Regions from separate parts of the Homo sapiens genome. Here region 1 is linked to region 2. The links are chromatin loops, found by intact Hi-C in ENCODE. Cell type or tissue: PC-3. All regions are shown on one strand. Each heading gives the region's core, and the rest is flanking DNA. Links, peaks and the distances in the headings are about the cores only.

Evidence for each region. Peaks named below come from ENCODE experiments on the same cell type or tissue, not always from the same donor. Only the 100,000 strongest peaks of a DNase experiment are listed, where the experiment ranks them.
Region 1: it touches region 2 in a loop (5-fold over the local background); 2 of 110 quality-filtered maps call a loop at or near these places.

The regions. Positions count from the first base shown.
Region 1 is chr14:32,366,162-32,374,504 of GRCh38, forward strand. All of the region lies in intron 1 of AKAP6 (A-kinase anchoring protein 6), which reads left to right. Among named protein-coding and RNA genes, the nearest start is that of AKAP6, 41 kb to the left of the region's middle. In PC-3, for the core only: a CTCF peak has its summit at 266; DNase peaks (open chromatin) are centred at 4,770 and 6,240; H3K4me3 peaks cover 700 bases; H3K27ac peaks cover 4,291 bases.
Region 2 is chr14:32,303,337-32,311,679 of GRCh38, forward strand. No RefSeq gene overlaps it. Among named protein-coding and RNA genes, the nearest start is that of AKAP6, 22 kb to the right of the region's middle. In PC-3, for the core only: no CTCF peak of the experiment used is centred there; a DNase peak (open chromatin) is centred at 5,035; H3K4me3 peaks cover 424 bases; H3K27ac peaks cover 1,252 bases.

The DNA of each region.
Region 1 (8,343 bases), core at 16-8,015, 63 kb after region 2:
CCCCTCCATGAAGAGAGCCACCTGTGCTCAGGCACCATGCCATAATTCCCCTGTTCATCCTGTCGCTGCCCACTTGCAGTGACCTGATGCCTGATAGCCAGACTCTATTATTTTATTAGCTAACAAGTCCTTCTTCACTTAGAACACTACATTTGAACTGAGCTTCATGCTGAGGATTCCTGGGAGTTAATTCTTTGTGGGGCAGTCCCTCATGGGTTAAAAGTCTCATCCAGATGGATTCCCAGAGTGTGTGCTGATAGCCTGTCTCCTACACCACCCAGTGGCTGGTAGTGACTGTGGGTGGGATGAGTTGTGGGGGAAGTCTGTGATCCTTGGCAGATACTCTCTGACTTCAGTCCAAGGTCTTTAGAATACTATTGTGAGAGTAAGACAATCTGTCCTGAGAACCAAGCCCTCTAGGTTTTAGAATGTTGACTTTAACTGGCATTGCATATTTTATCTCTTGCTGTGCTTCTTTTCTAACTAGAGAGTGAAATCTTTCTCTCTTTATATTTGGATTTGAAAATGCTCTGTGTGTGTGTGTCTGTGTGTGTGTGTGTATTGGGGAGTAGTGGTGGAAAGTGGTATGGTCATCAAAGCTGTAAAAAGCATTTTCATTTATTTTTAGTATGTTTAGCCCAAACTATTAATTGTGAAAATTGAGGTGTTCAAATCTCAGACTTGTCCCCCTCAGAGAAAGACAGACTTATGCAAGGTTATAGCACAGCTCAGAGGAGGCTGGGGGGAAATAAGTTCCAGGTCATACTCCAGCATGTTTTATAAATCAGCCGATATCCCTCTTCATGAAGCTCTGGAATAGGTTCTTGAAAAGGGCCTGCATGGTAGTCAAACATGAGGGCATTATAAAACTCCTTGCTGCGGGCTGCTCCAATTCAGAGCATGAATTATTCAGAAGTTGTTTTGGAAGCCCTCCTGGGAACAGTGGTCTACTCCCCTGGACTGGCTCCCATGAATGAAAGAGTCCCACCCACTTCTTCAGACTTGGCAGCTGGGAATTTCTTTCTTGCTCCACTAAGTCAACAAAACAACAAAAAGCCTCCAAAACATAGATCAGTGTCGTCAGTTTGCCTCCTGGAGTCTTAACGCAGGGCTCAATAATTCACGCACTTCTACATCAGTGACTGAAAGCATGATTTAAGAATATGAAGTGGTTAGAAGTGTGTGTGCTCATAGAATTAAGTGGATGTCAACTCCATCTCCTTGCTTTTTAAAAATTATTAATTGTTCAGGAGCTAAGTTTGTGAACATTAGCATTATCAAATATTATTTATTTTGTAAAAGATCAGATCTTTCTTTTCACCTAGAATTAAAGTGAATAGATTTTTCTTTTTCTTTGTTATTATCAAAAGTTGACTACTGATTTCAATATCTATTTGTACATTTTTATTATATTTTAAACAGGAATGGATGGCCATCAACTGCATTTTTATGATTCATATTTTCTCTTCAGTGACTACATCACCATTAGTATCCTGCTTACTAAGTCTTCCCTTTTGTTCTACTTAATCCAGCCTATTTTCCTTCATAGACATGTGGAATGGGGACAGGGATGAATTCCCAGCCAGCTCAGTGAGGTATGCACTGGGGCCTTTTTTGGATTTTCTTTCCAATCTGACTTTCCAAGCTGCTTAGCTACTTCACTCATTACTACTTTTCTTCTCTGCTATTTACTACTAAAAATAGTCCAGCTTTACATCTCCACCAACTCACAGTTTGGCCTATTATGAATGCTTCTGGAGACAGGAAACTCAGTGCCTCACAGACAACACATTTATCTTCAGGTAGTTTTGACTGCTAAAAAGCCCAAACTTCTTGTTTTCTAATTTTCTTCTATTGGTCCTGCCAGGGTCATACAAAACATGTTTAATCTTTTTTCTAGAAATTTGAAGGCCCTTCATCCTTCATTTCTTCCCTCCCTCTGTCTCTCTCTCTCTCTCTCATCTCAATTTCTGGTTAGCACTCTATTAATCCTCCTGATTGCTTTTCTCTGAGGAGGCAGGAGCTTAACACATGGTACCTAGAACTGAACATAATCCATTGCAGATAAGGGAGGAATATCATCCCATTTCATCTTTATATGGCACCTTTAAGATCGTATCAGCCTATTTCGTTAATTCAGCAGTTATTTATTAATTGCATCTCAGGTGGTAGACATTGTACTGGGTGCTGGAAGTATGTATAAGTGTGATCACAGAACAAACAGACTACCAGAGTGAGAGACCAATAATTGTTAGCTGTAAAGTATGATGAGTATTAGTCTAGGAGAAGTGCAGAGTGATGTGGGCATACACAGTGCGAGGACATTTCCTAACTAGAGGGTTGGGGAAGGCCTCCAAAAGGAAGTGACTTTAAAGGAATTAGGCAGGAGATTAGGGGGATACTAGAGGTAGAGGTGGGGGAAGGAGGAACAGGTACCAACATACGCAAAGGTCTAGAGGTGAGAAAGGAACTGAATACAGTACAATCTGACTGAAGATTAGACTGTGAATAGAGGGCAGAGATGAAGTTGGATAGGTAGGCAGTGCCCAAACCGTGGACCCCTTACAAGCTAATAATTAAACATGTGTTTGAGCACCTACTATGTACTAGGTGCTGTTATGGGCCCTGGGGTTTTGCTAGTTATCAAATAAGACCAAAATAAGACTAAATAATCCCTGCCCTCTTGAAACTTATAGTTTAGTGGATATTAAGAAGAAGAAAAAAAAAACAAAAACATGCTGAATAAATGTGGACTTTAAGGACAGGGATAAGCCACTGAAAGTGTTAAGTGGGGGAGTGATGTGGTTAGAATCATACTCTTTAAAGTTAGGCATATAATTTCACCCAATGGAGGCACTTTTGAGAATGAACGGGCTTTATTAATAATTATTCTGGGACAACAGGCATAAACTGGGCAAATCAGGAAAGATGGGCACTCTTCAAATGTGGTTAAAAACCAGAGGGAAGCAAGACTGGAGGCAGAGATTGGTCATTGCAGGGACCCAGATGAAAGATAGCCAGGACTGCTACCAAGATATGCAGTGAGGTGGAAGGAAGTGAATGGATCTGAGAAGCTCTTAAAGGAAAGATCTGTTCACAATAGGCAAGGGACAATTAATACAGTGTGGCACCAAAAAAACCTCCTTCCAGACTGATAAAGACCCAGAAACCGGTAACTGTTAGACAAAGTCATTAGATGTGTTACAGATTTCCTGTTGTCCATTATCTTGTCCACATCTCAATCAACATAGTTAAAATATTTGATGAAATTTAGATAGGTATACATATGGATTACATTTTCTAAACCGTTAATTTGGCAAACTTGTTAAAAACAAAGAAGTAGGAGGAAGTTAGCCTGACACAACTTATTCACAGTGATCATCCTTTTGATCCTGGGTCACTGTTTTCTTCCAAGTGCTGGCTTGTGGTTAGTGCACAGTACATTTATTAAATTCATTTAAAGAATCTTTTCCTCAACAGGTGAGGGAGAAAACAATCCATTTTAAGCACTGAGTTTATTCCTTTAGTGGTTGGCTTGCTCCAAATATAAATAATAGTTCTTTTCATTGTTCTCCATGATTTAAACAAAACAAAATGTGTAAGTTCCCTTTAAATCATAACCTCCTTGGGAGGCCGAGGTGGGTGGATCACCTGAGGTCAGGAGTTTGAGACCAGCCTGGCCAGCATGGTGAAACCACATCTCTACTAAAAATACAAAAATTAGCCGGGCATGTTGGTGGAAGCCTGTAATCCCAGCTACTCAGGAGGTTGAGGCAGGAAAATTGCTTGACCCCAGGAGGTGGAGGTTGCAGTGAGCTGAGACCGCGCCATTGCACTCCAGCCTGGGCGAAAAGAGCGAAACTCCATCTCAAAAACAAACAAACAAAAAATTATAACCTCCTAGAGCAGCTTAACATGGGGTCATTACATGACCATTATTTCTAAGTCAGTATGTTGTGTTCCACTTTGGCCATATGATGCTTGGCATTTTCAGGACAGGGTCAAAGTTCTGAAACACCTGCCATCTGTCAAGAGGAGACCAGAAAGACTGTCCACAAATTAGCACAAACCAGAAACTGCTGTTGGAAAAGAAGCTTAGTGGTTTCCCTAAGGGGAGTAGCATCACCTTCACACAGAAGGGAGAAGCTTTCTTGGTCCTTAGCCACCATCAGTTTGTGCCTTACAAAGACAGTGCTATCGAATTGATGGTGTTCTAGGTTCTTAAGAGGAATGCTTATAAAAATGGTTGCTGAATGTCAAGTGCTGTTTAAATGCTTAATTACCAGAAGTGAACACAAATAATGAGGGAGTTTGATTCCCTACAAACCAGAACTGTTGTTCCTGATATGTGACCATTAGCAGAGCTCTGCAGTGTCTTTTATTGCACGGTTCTGAGGCTTTGCCGTTAACAACTTATTAATTGATCAGGGAAGAAACCAGTGGCTGTATTAGTGCTGGTGAAATGGAAGAAAGACTGAGCAACTTGCATAAGATAAATCTTTTACTACACTGTAAACAATGGAGTGGTGGTAAGTTCTCTTAAAGCTGAAAACATTACTGTTATGAAGGCTCTGAAAATGGAAAAAAATGAGAAAATGATTAAAGATCTTTTTGGGGTTAGAATTTTTTAGTTTTGCTGGCATGAAAAGACTTGGGCAGATTTTAGTACTGGAGGGACCTGCCTTATTCGTTGTGTATTCCATTCATGATTGCTCTTTCCTTGTGTAAGAGGAAGAGGAGTGACTCATTATGACTCTTGGTTTTAATTTCAGTAGATTCCTGAAGGTGCAGAACTGAGTGAACAGATCATCCTTTTTAAACTCACTCAGGCTGATTTCTTTTGAGGGATGTTATTTGTTAGTTTAAATAGTAGTACTGAGAAGTAGAGGAGTGTATATTAAACTGTGGCAAGAGAACTTCAGAAACAGGAAAAGTAACTAAGTCCTAAAAATAAATTCTTGTCTTGTTTTCTGTGACTGATAAAACATCATAAGTAAGACATATGCACCATAACCCCAACCCCTAGTGAATATACATGCATTTTATAGAGCTAGAACACACATATGTCAAAAGTCACCTTAAAATCTTTCTGAGAAAAGGATAGGTAAATACATAAAATGTACACATGAAGACTACTATTTGTTTTTATTTAAGTGTTAACATGTTTGTATGTTTGGGAGGCCAAGGTAGGAGGATCACTTGAGGCCAAGAGTTCAAGACTAGCCTGGGCAACATAGTGAGACCTCCATCTCTACAAAACAAAAACAAAACAAAACAAAACCAAAAACCAAAAGAATTAGCTGGGCGTGGGGGTGCTCATCCGTAGTCCTAGCTACTCAGCAGGCTGAAGCTGGGGGATTGCTTGAGCCCAGAAGTTTGAGGCTGCAGAGTTACGATCATTGCACTCCAGCCTGGGTGACAGAGCAAGACCCTGTTTCTAAATAAAATAAAATGATTCTATAAAAATTGGTGACATTGGTCTGCAGTAGAGGGAAAAATCATGGGGAGTTGAAATAGGTGAGAAAAGCTTCATGAAAAGGTGGGATTAACTGTTGTTTTTTGAAGAATGATCTCATAAGAGGAAGTTAGAAAGAGGCAGGGTACCTCAAATGTGGAGACTAGAAGGAACTAAGGTGTAGCTTGGAGTCAAAGATTCCAGGTGTAGTGGGGTGGAGTGGAAGCTCCTTAGGGAAGCCACTTACCTGATTTGAAGGGTGGTTTCCTCATCTGCAAGATATGCAGATTAGTACTCTTTCACTCCTATTTCTCTTTCTCTCTCTACTTCTCTTTTCTTTCTTCTCTCCTTCTCCCTCTTCCTCCCTTCTCTCCTTCCTTCTCTTTTTTTTTCCCTACACATATTTATAAGTACCTACTTTATTCCTTAATTGTACTGTGCCCTGGGGATATAGAATGCTCCTACAAGGGTCAGGGCCTCACAGAGGAGATGAACAAATAAACTGCTGTACAGAAGGATGCACATGGTCCTGAGGAGGCTAGCTTGAGGAAGGAGTGGCTAACAGGTTGGGAACTGGGGAAGACTTGTTATGCAAATCAAAATTGTAACCACTTTGTAAATACTAAGTATTTATTAATGTAACATTTTTTTCTTTTACTTGTGATGCATTTTTTTTTTGTGGCTTCTGTGACTCTTTGTAAAGGAGTTCTGAGTCACTAGTTAAGATTTTTTATAAAGAAATACACCATTAGCAGGCCGAGGAGGGGATGTTTTAGTTTAGTGAAACTTGGACCAGTGTCAATTTAATGGGTCAGACGTAGTGTTTGTAATGGGTAAGAAGTACTAGTCATCCAAATCAAATGGCCATAACAATGAACTCTGAAAATAGTTATATATTTTTTAACAGAGTAAAGCTTCTTTATAGCAATATAATTCTTTAAGATCACTTTTTTTTTTTTAATTTTTGGAAGCTAGAGACAAAGTAGAGGAACTGGCAAGATTCAGATTTTTGGAATCAAGCATTAAATTATTAATTGGCAAGAATTTTTCTGAAAACACTAGTAGGAGGAATTAGGAACCCCACAAGCAAAATAACATTACCTTGGAAGAATGAATGGTATATTCAGTTTTACCTCTACATCTTTTTGTTGCTCTGTGTGTGTGTGTGTGTGTGTGTGTGTGTGTGTGTATTCACATGTGCTTGTGTGTCTGAGAGAGAGAGGAGAGAGAAAAAGAAAGAGAGCGAGCGAGCATTATGGGATTTGGGTAGTTTTGGAAACTTTCTTTTGAGAATACTGAGAATGATTGGGGGAAATTAAGTGAGTGGTTGAAGTACTATTGCTAATTGTTGCTTGTTTTAGGAAAAGATGATGTCAGACACAATCCTTGGTAGAAATTTTGAGAGAATTTTTGATGTTTCAGAGTCTGACGGTTCTAGCTCTTTATAATATAAATTTCATTTCAAAATTTATGGCTTTTTTGGGGGGGTGGGGTATAAGTGTAACTGCCTAAGGGATTCACCTTGCCTGCTGCCTAGACAGAGCCGATTCATCAGGACAGGGGAACTGTAATAGAAAAAGAGTAATTCACACAGAGCCAGCTGTGCGGGAGACCAGGGTTTTATTATTACTCAAATCAGTCTCCCTGAGCATTTGGGGAGCAGAGTTTTTAAGGATAACTTGGTGGGTGGGGGAAGCCAGTGTTCCAGGAGAGCCGATTGGTCAGAGATGAAATCATAGGGAGTTAGAGCTGTCTTCTTGTGCTGAATCATTTCCTGGGTGGGGGTCCAGAAGATCAGATGAGCCAGTTTATTGATCTGGGTGGTGCCAGCTGATCCATCAAGTGCAGGGGCTGCAAAATATCTCAAGCACTGATCTTAGGTGCAGTTTAGGGAGGGTCGGAATCTTGTAGCCTCCAGCTGCATGACTCCTAAACCATAATTTTTAATCTTCTGGCTAATGTGAGTCCTACAAAGGCAATCTAGTCCCCAGGCAAGAAGGAGGTCTGCTTTGGGAAAGGGCTGTTACTGTCTTTGTTTAAACTGTAAACTAAGTTTCTCCCGAAGTTAGTTCAGCCTATGCCCAGGAATCAACAAGGACAGCTTGGAGATTAGAAGCAAGGTGCAGTCAGTTAAGTTAGATCTCTTTCACTGTCTGTCATAATTTTGCAAAGGCGGTTCCATAAGGTCATTTTTAGCACTTCTAGAAATAGACCAAGCATTAGCTAATTGTCAGTGAACTTCTCCTCACACGTAAAAGTCTTTATAGGAAGAAAAACCCTTACTCCATAATTATAGAAGACAGATTTGAAATGTATGTAACCCATTTGGATTAAATACAACAGCTGATATACTTATCCCTGGTTAAAGATGAGCGATAGTAAAAACCCCTGGCGTATGGAACAGAGGACAGACAGATTGCCACTGAGCAAAGTAAAAAGGCCCAGAGACAGCAACTTAAAACTTTGCGTAAGGAATAGCATACTTCTTAGTCTGGTGTTCAGTTTAATTCAGAGACATATTGAGGACCTAGAATGTGTTGGGATATGCTGGGTATTGTGTATACAAAGACTGGGAGATAGTCATCAAGGAGCAGCTAGTGCAGTTGGGAAAAACACATACGTAAGTATTAATCACAGCTCAACACGGTAAGTGCTACAATGCAATTGAGAGAGAGAGAGGCAGAGAGACAAAGAATGAATATCAATCAGTTAACTTTGTCCGGGGAGTCATCCCAGAGGAGATGCTGCTGCTGTTAAAAATGATTAGACATTTGCCAGACAGAAAAATAATGAAAGGCTCTTCCAGGCAAAGATAGAAGGATGACAAAGGCTTAGCCACAAAAAAGTCTATAAGGCATTAAGGGGATGTTGATTCATTCCATTTGGTT
Region 2 (8,343 bases), core at 209-8,208:
AGCTCCTTGTGTGGGCTACATGTGCTCTGTGAAGTGCAGTTACTTCATTAAAAGAAAAACTATTTATTTTGAAATAATTTTAGATTTACAGAAGATTTGCAAAGCTAGTACAGAGAGTTCCAAAAAACCCGTCACTCAGCTTCCTCTAAATGTTAACATGTTATGTATCCATAGTTATATTCATTTTTTTCAGTGGCTTAGGATGAACAATCATTTAGACTTAGAAAGTGATTCGTTTAAAAGAATGAGATTTTATATAGACCACACTTGAATTTAGGTCCTATATCATATTTGTTAGCAAAATTAAGCAATTCCAGGCAAGTTACTTTTCTGTAAAAATGGGGTGCCATCTTTCTTACTAGGTCCTAGTGGGGATTAAACATACATGGAATCATCTTGTAAGGTTTTGTGTACTATAAGGTACACAGTAGACGCTTAGTAAATGTTCATTTCTTCTTCCCTCTCCCTCTCTCACCATTCTTTTTTTTTTTTTTTTTTTTGAGCAAACACGACAATGGACGTTCTTTTTGCTCCCTTCTATCCCTTCCTTCTCTCCTTTCTTTCTTCATATCATTGGACAATGTTACTTTTTTCTAGGCTTTTGGTTTCTGCTTTTGTATCTGTCCCCAACCATACTGCTTTGTCAGTCCTCCAGTTCCAGCACTTTCTGATGCTGAGTGAAGAGATGACCTTTTTGACCTGTTTCTCAGCCTCTTGCTGATTTAGCCTGAAAGCTTCAATGTTCATCAACCTGAGTCTGAAGTACAAAATGTTTCCACATCAGTAACAAGGACACAGAGTAGTTGTAAGGAAGAAAATGAAACCAACTATAGGTTGCAAAATATGTGACTGTAGGGGCACCCAGACAAGAATATAAACTCTGAAAGACAACTCAAGCCCCCCTACACTTTAACACTGGAAGGGATCCCTAGTACATGAAGCTTAAGATCCTTTATATAAATAATCAAAATTTTAGCCGGTGGGACTCAGATCCTTAATGGGCTAATCTACTCTTGTCATTTACTCTGACAAATGTCCACAGGGAAGGGAAACAGTACAATACTGGCACCATTTCACCTCTCAACAAAAATCTGCTTAAAACCAGATGCCTAGTGGCCATATGACAGACGTTCCACCCTGAGGAGGAGGCTCCCCTCAGGGATCCAGGAGAGACAGGGGTGATTATGCTGCACGCCTGCTTCCAAGCATAATAGGCAGACAGGGAGGGAGAGATGGAGCCCTGAACATCTTGGAGGTGACACCCTCTGGGCCACAAGTACTCCATACAGGATTTAGCACAGCTCAGCAGCTGTCCCATGGTGGCAGCCCTTTCTGCCATATGGGGGGAGCAAGATTGGGCATGGAATTGGCATCCCCAGGCTGGTACAAACACCATTGTGTATGTGAAAATGTGGGTCAGAGGCCTGATTTGAGAGTGAGGGAGGAAAAGGGGGGAGAATAGGTACTGTCAATAATTCCCAGTGGTTCTTTAAAAAAATTTTTTTTAATTCAAGGACTAGTCATTCTGGTCCCTAAGTCACAATAGAAGAGAGGGGTGAGTGTTACTTTGCCATCATCAAGGGCTACAATAAGGAAAAACAATAATCAGTGTCAGGATGACAAGGAGTTTCACTAAGAGGAAATGTTTGCCCATGGTGGGTTTGTTCAGAAGTCTACCAGGAATCGTTGGAAAGATCACCAAATGAAAACTCCACCATTTAGTAAAGAAAATGGAAGCTGGATGTGAGGAAAGTAGGATTTCTGTAACAGCCACATGTTCAAATGTGTAGCAGGGCAGGAAGTAGGGTGCTGAGGCCTGAAAGTATCCTTGACTGTGGAAGCTGTGGCTGGGCCAGGAGGACCAGAAGGCTCCTTCTTTTACTGAGTGATGCTGGCAGCGGAGGGGGAGAAAAGGGGCAATCAGGGACCTATTTTTTTATGGTTAGAGATTAAGTCATTAGCATTAAAACATATTGGGTATTTGAACTTTGTAGGGTGGTAGAAATATAATCATTTTGACTAAGGGCTCAGTGTTAGGAATATTTGAGTTTGTGGAAATATAATTTGTTGTCTTTTATTTTAGAAGAAAAACACTAACATGTCATATCAGTACAGCCATATGACCTAGTGGAAAAATGGCTGAGAAACAACAAACTTGATTTGTGGTCTAGATTCTTCACTGATTTAGTTTTTTTATCCATCACTGGGATGACAATAACAGCTACTTAGCCATGTGCCAGGTACTTCCTATGTATTAGCTCATTTAATCCTCCAGAAAGCCTTTGATACAGGTGCTCTTATCATCCTCTTTATTTTATAGTGAAGGAGGTGAGCCCTGAGTTAAGTAACTTACCCAGTGTCATATAGCTAATGAATGATAGAGCTGCCTTCGGATCCTAGGTTGCCTGGCTCCAGAGCCTATATGTTCAACTTTCATATGATACTGTCCACTCTATTTACCTAAGAGAGTGTGGCAAAGATAAAATTAGGTAATAGAAAGGAACAGGCTAGTTTTGAGATGGCTACCAGACTTGAAAGAGCCCACCCCTTGGAGCCTGAAAAAGCTTACCATCTTCCTGTAACTAGCTGCAAATTATTTAATTTTATAATTTTTTAAATCTTAGATGGGAATGGTAATACTTATTTTGCTGGTTGCTCAAAAAACACTATAGCGTTAAATTTGTAGTAGGAACTCAAAAATTGGTGGCTATCATTGTTTGCTCCTGTTTTCATATATCAGTCTTGAGAACCAGGGCCACATGTATATTTTGGTATCCAATTTTAGTTATAATGGGACTGAGCACAAAGCTGTCATTCAACTATTAATAATAATGGCTAATGGCTAATGCTTACTGGGGGCTTCCCGTGGGCCAGGTGCTTGGTTCCTGGAAGGTTCTTTATATACATTAACTCATTTTACCACCATAAGATGAAGAAGATACTCTTGATGCCACAGTTTTACAAACAAGGAAACTGATGAAGAGGTGTTAAGTAACTTGCTGGTAGTTACACAGCTTGTAAATGACAGAGCTGGAATTTGAAACCAGTAGTCTGGTTCTTGATTACTAATTAGTGATAGAATCATAATGTTGGAAGACGAAATAAAGATTTTATAGTTCAACCTTATGCCCCACAGTGGGAGTTAATTAATATTAAGTAACTTAATATTTTTGAGGGTTCCTTACTCACCTTCTGCTTGTCTGTCTTCAGTAATAAAGTGCTCACTGGCCCAATGAGAAACCCTGTTAATTTTTGGGCAGTTCTTTGTGTCAGCTTTCCAATGTTAACCTAAAACCAGCTTTACCCTTCCTTTTTTCATTGATCTAGTTTTTGAGGTACGCAGAACAAGGTTAGCTCCCTATTTATGACATCGCTTTGCTACTTGAAAACAACTACCTCCTCTTTTCCAAGCCAGCAACTCCAATTTTCATCAATGGTGACTCATCACCCTGGCTGGGCTACTGACTGTCTTTTTTTATGGCTGGTACAGTAAAATATGATTATTATTGTCCATCAATACTACTTTATTCCTTTCTCAATGCAGGTTGAGATTGCATTAGCTTTTTGGACAACGTATCCTCACAGTTTGCTCCTATTGGCTTTAGGTAACTACAGTAGTCCCCCCTTATCTGAGGGGTATATGATCCAATACCCCCAGTGCATGCCTGAAATTGTGCCCTATACAGTATATGCTATATGCTATGTTTTTTTCCTATACATACATACCTATGATAAAGTTTAATTTATAAATCTGGCACATAAGATATTAACAATAACTAATAAAATAGAACAATTATAACAATATACTTAATAAAAGTTATGTAAATGTAGTCTCTCTTTCTCTCAAAATATAGTATTTTTGGACTGAGCTTGACTACAAGTAACTGAAACTGCAGAAAACAAAACTGCAGATAAAGGGGCTACTGTGTAACCTCCTATGTATTAATTGGCTCGAGCTGCCATAACAAAATACCATACATAGATTGGATGCTTAAACAACAGAAATTTATTTTGTCACAGTTCTAGAGGCTAGAAGTCCAAGATGAAGATTCTAGCTGATTTGGTTTTTGGTGAGGACTCTATTCCTGACTTGTGGACAGTTGCTTTCTTGCTACACCCTCACATGGCCATTTCGAGGGTGTTTCTCCCTCTTTTGTAAGGATGCCAGTCCCATCGGATTAGGTCCCCACCCTTATGACTGTACTTAAATTTATTATCTCTGTTTAGGCCCTATCTCCAAATACAGTTATATTGGGGGTAGGGCTTCAACATATGATCTTGGGGGGACACAGTTCAGCCCGTAGCATCTTCTCATCATAGACTGTGCTACCAATCTGTGATGGAGAACTGAAGGAAAAAGGGCCATGGTTGTTTAATCTTGGGCTACGGTGCAGTGTAAGAGGAGTTGAAACTGCCCCTCTGCCTTTGGGGGCTGTGCTCCTTGTTTCTGTAATCCTACTGGGTCCCTAATCTTCTTCTTTCTTGATTTTGAGTAGTTGTGATACTGACAGAGTGGGGACAGAAAAAGCTGAAATCTGTTATTGCAACAGTAACAGAGCTTCAAGTCTAGGAATTTCCCCAGTTATCTCTTACGGGGCATTTGCCTTCCTGCCATAGGAAACAGATGCAGGGAGGGCAAGTTGTAACCTGGGGCCTTTAATCATAAAGGCATAGGGAGCCCTACCCAGGACATTCACTCATGGCAGGGTGACTGGTGATCTGCCAGAGAAATCCCAGCAGCCCTTGCTGAAAGGCATAAGGTAGGGAGATCCACAGCTCCTGTGACCCAACCTGTTTCAGCCTGGAAGATAATGGAGGACAGAGCGAGCAAGGCATGTGTGTGTTCATTAGTATTCTTTAGAATACAAGTGCTAGAAAAACCCACCCAAAGTGCTTTAAGCAAAATGGGAATTTATTGGTTCACATAAATTTATTGCTGCCAGTGTACTTTGATCCAGTACTCAAATATTATCACCAGGATCTGTCTCTATGTTTGCTTTGTCTAGCTGTCAGCTTTACTGGCTCACTTGGTGATTTAATCCTCACATTACGAATTCCAGAAGAAAAGTAAATATGTTTTCTTGGCTGTGACTGGGTTATGTGCCATACTGGAACTAATCAGTGTAGCCACAGGGATGGGTATGGTATTATTATAAGCCAGTCCAGGACCCCCCTGTTGCTAGGGATGGAATCAGTTCCATGGAAACCATATGACTGGAGAATGGTGGAGGGTGGTTTCCCAAAGGAAATTTTAGATCCTCTTTTCCAAAGGAATCTTTGGATCCCTTGGAAACTTTGGAAATGCTTGTTGGACAGAAATAATAGGTGTTTATTACAGACATTTTTTCACATGGCCCCACAAACAAATCACAGTATAATGTTACCGGAATGTCCCTGGAAATTACAATAAGGTGTCACTTTCTCTTCCTATTTTTATTACAGCCACTTTGTGTTTTTATATGCTGAAGTATAGGACTATAGTCACCTCAGATTATCTTCCACTTATTTCTGAGCTTTCCCCTCTGGTCTTGTCACTTGTGCGCATCCATCCATCCATCCATCCATCCATCCATCCATCCATCCATCCATCTGTCCATCAAACAAGTACGTATTGAGTGTCCCCTTAGATGCAGCAGTGAACAAGAGATTGTTGTTGCCTTCATGGGGCTTTTAGTTTAGTGTTCCAGTCTCCTCATCAAGCTGCCATCTGGCTCTTGCCATCATGCCCCATAACCCAGAAATCTCTGATCTCCTACATGCTGTGGGTGCCCCCACCACCACGCTGGCCTTGCCCCGTTCTTTACTGTGCCACAAAAGGAGCAGCATCTTCCCTTAATTCTGCACAGCATGGCAGAGATTACAGTATGCTCTCATATGTGCAGGAAACATTTCTCTTTCATAGCACTTGTCACAATTGTCATGACTTACTTGTATATGTATTTGTTTAATATCTTTCACTCTAGACTTCTCATAAGGTTAGGGACTGTGATTATCTTGTTTATCATTATTTTCCCTTATGTAGTGCAGTGCCTGGAGCATACTAGCCATTCAAATACTCGAATGGTCTGCTATACTGTCAGATTTAACAGGACCCCTTAAGGTGAAGGAATAATAAAACCAATACAATACAAAAAGCATCCTGAAACAGTTACTAGATGTGTGTCTTATTCTGCTCAAGCTGCTATTACAAAATATCATAAACTGGGTGGCTTACACAACAGAAATTAATTTTCTCACAGTTCTAGAGGCTGGGAAGTCCAAGATGAAGGTGCTGGCCAACTCAGTTTTGGTGAGAGTCCTCCTTTTGACTTGCACACAGCTGCTTTCTCCTTGTGTCCTCACGTGGTGAAGAAAGAGTGAACTCTCTGGTGACAAAAGGACACTAATCCTATTGGATCAGGTCCCCAATCTTAAAATATCATTTGACCTTAATTATCTTCTTATCGGCCCTGTCTCCAAATATAGTGACTTTGGAGATTAAGGCTTCAACCTATTAATCGGTGGCAGTGGGGAACAGTTCAGTCCATAGCACTGTGGGTACCTTCAGCATACATAGCTAGGGTACCTTCAGAAACCTTTCTAGTGCCTGCCTGCTTAGTTTTCTGCATGTTTCTATGTGGCAGAGGCCAGCTGATGATACACATATTCAGTGCTCTGAGTATATCTACTCATAAGAATCTAAGCATACGTGCTCCAAGGTCCAGAAAGAGAAGGAAGTTCTCCTCCAAGTCTAAGGTTGACTTTCTGAGTCCCTATGTTTTGTCCAAGTCTCTGTCTCATCCCAGGATTGTGAACTTACTTTAGGGGAACTTTAGTCTCAATCCATAACTCCCCTCCAAAAAAAATGACAAAAATGTCTCTAAAAAACATGCAAGCTCAACCCAAAATGAAAATATTCTCTACCAAACAAAATACTTGTATTTTTAGTTTGAAACAACTGCATTTAGGTTATTTCACTTTTTTTTTTCTTTTTTTTGGTGTGGAGTCTCACTCTGTCGCCCAGGCTGGAGTGCAGTGGCATGATCTCAGCTCACTGCAAGCTCCGCCTCCTGGGTTCAAGCCATTCTCCTGCCTCAGCGTCCCGAGTAGCTGGGACTACAGGTGCCTGCCACCATGCCCGGCTAATTTTTTGTATTTTTAGTGGAGACGGGGTTTCACTGTGTTAGTCAGGATGGTCTCAATCTCCTGACCTTGTGATCCGCCCGCCTTGGCCTCCCAAAGTGCTGGGATTATAGGTGTGAGCCACCGCACTCGGTCTATTTCACATTTTTCTTCAAGAAAAATTGGTAGATGTAACCTAGGGTTCTTTTTCTTTTCTTTTCTTTCTTTCTTTTTTTTTTTTTAAAGAACGGCTATGCCTATTCCAAAGAGAATTCAAGTCCCTGTATCTGAGCAGATAGAATTGCCTCCAGTACTCACATGCTAGCCTCCCTTTCATCATCCCCTCCACTCAGATTTTATGCCTCAAATATTGGATAATCTTAGGAGTGGTCAGAACTCACATTATGCTTTACATTGCCTGAGTCTAGTACTGAATTGCATAGTGCAATATTTTAGTCTCTGAAGCTGGATCTCTGCATCTCTGAAGTGGCTGAAATGAAGGACAAAACTCCTATACTAAAGCTTCCAGAACTGTGTTTTCTGTGTATGTAATGGGTGGAAGCAGGAATAATATTCAGAGCACAGTTTTTGTTTTGTAAGCCCTCTAGGTCATAGAGCTGTAATAAAAGAACTGACTCCTTGTTGCTTGGAATAGCCTTGAATATTGGTAAAGTCATCCACATATAAATATTTCAGGCTGTGTGGTAAGTGTTCTGTTTAGTAATGGAAATTCAATGTCTTTTAGAGGGAAAGACACATTTTTAAAAGTGTTTTCCCCCTTCATTGATTGATTGATTGCTCTAGAATTTCTGTAGAGAATATTTGACATGACTAATAAATGCTCCAAAGTTCAATGAAGAAACCACCGAGACCATTAATAGCTTAAAAACAAAAATGAGTAAAACACAATTTCCAAATGGTTGGGTCTGGATGTTGCCTCTTTGGTAACAGTAGTAAAGATAACAAGTACATTTATATAGTGCTTTAGAGTTTACAGAATGTTCTGTGGGTTGCCACCAGGTCTATTTTAGGGATGAGTACTTTGCTTCAGCCCAAGCTGGTAACTCCAGATCTTATCATTCAAATAACTAGTGGGTATTTGTTGTGGGGGTGGGCATAGTTTGCCTCATCCTATGCCCCAGTGTTCCCTCAGCTTCTAGTAGGTTACTTTATTCTCTCTGCCCTGCCACTACTTGCCTTTGGGACCAACAAGGGATGAGGGGGTCTTTGCCAACATTGTCT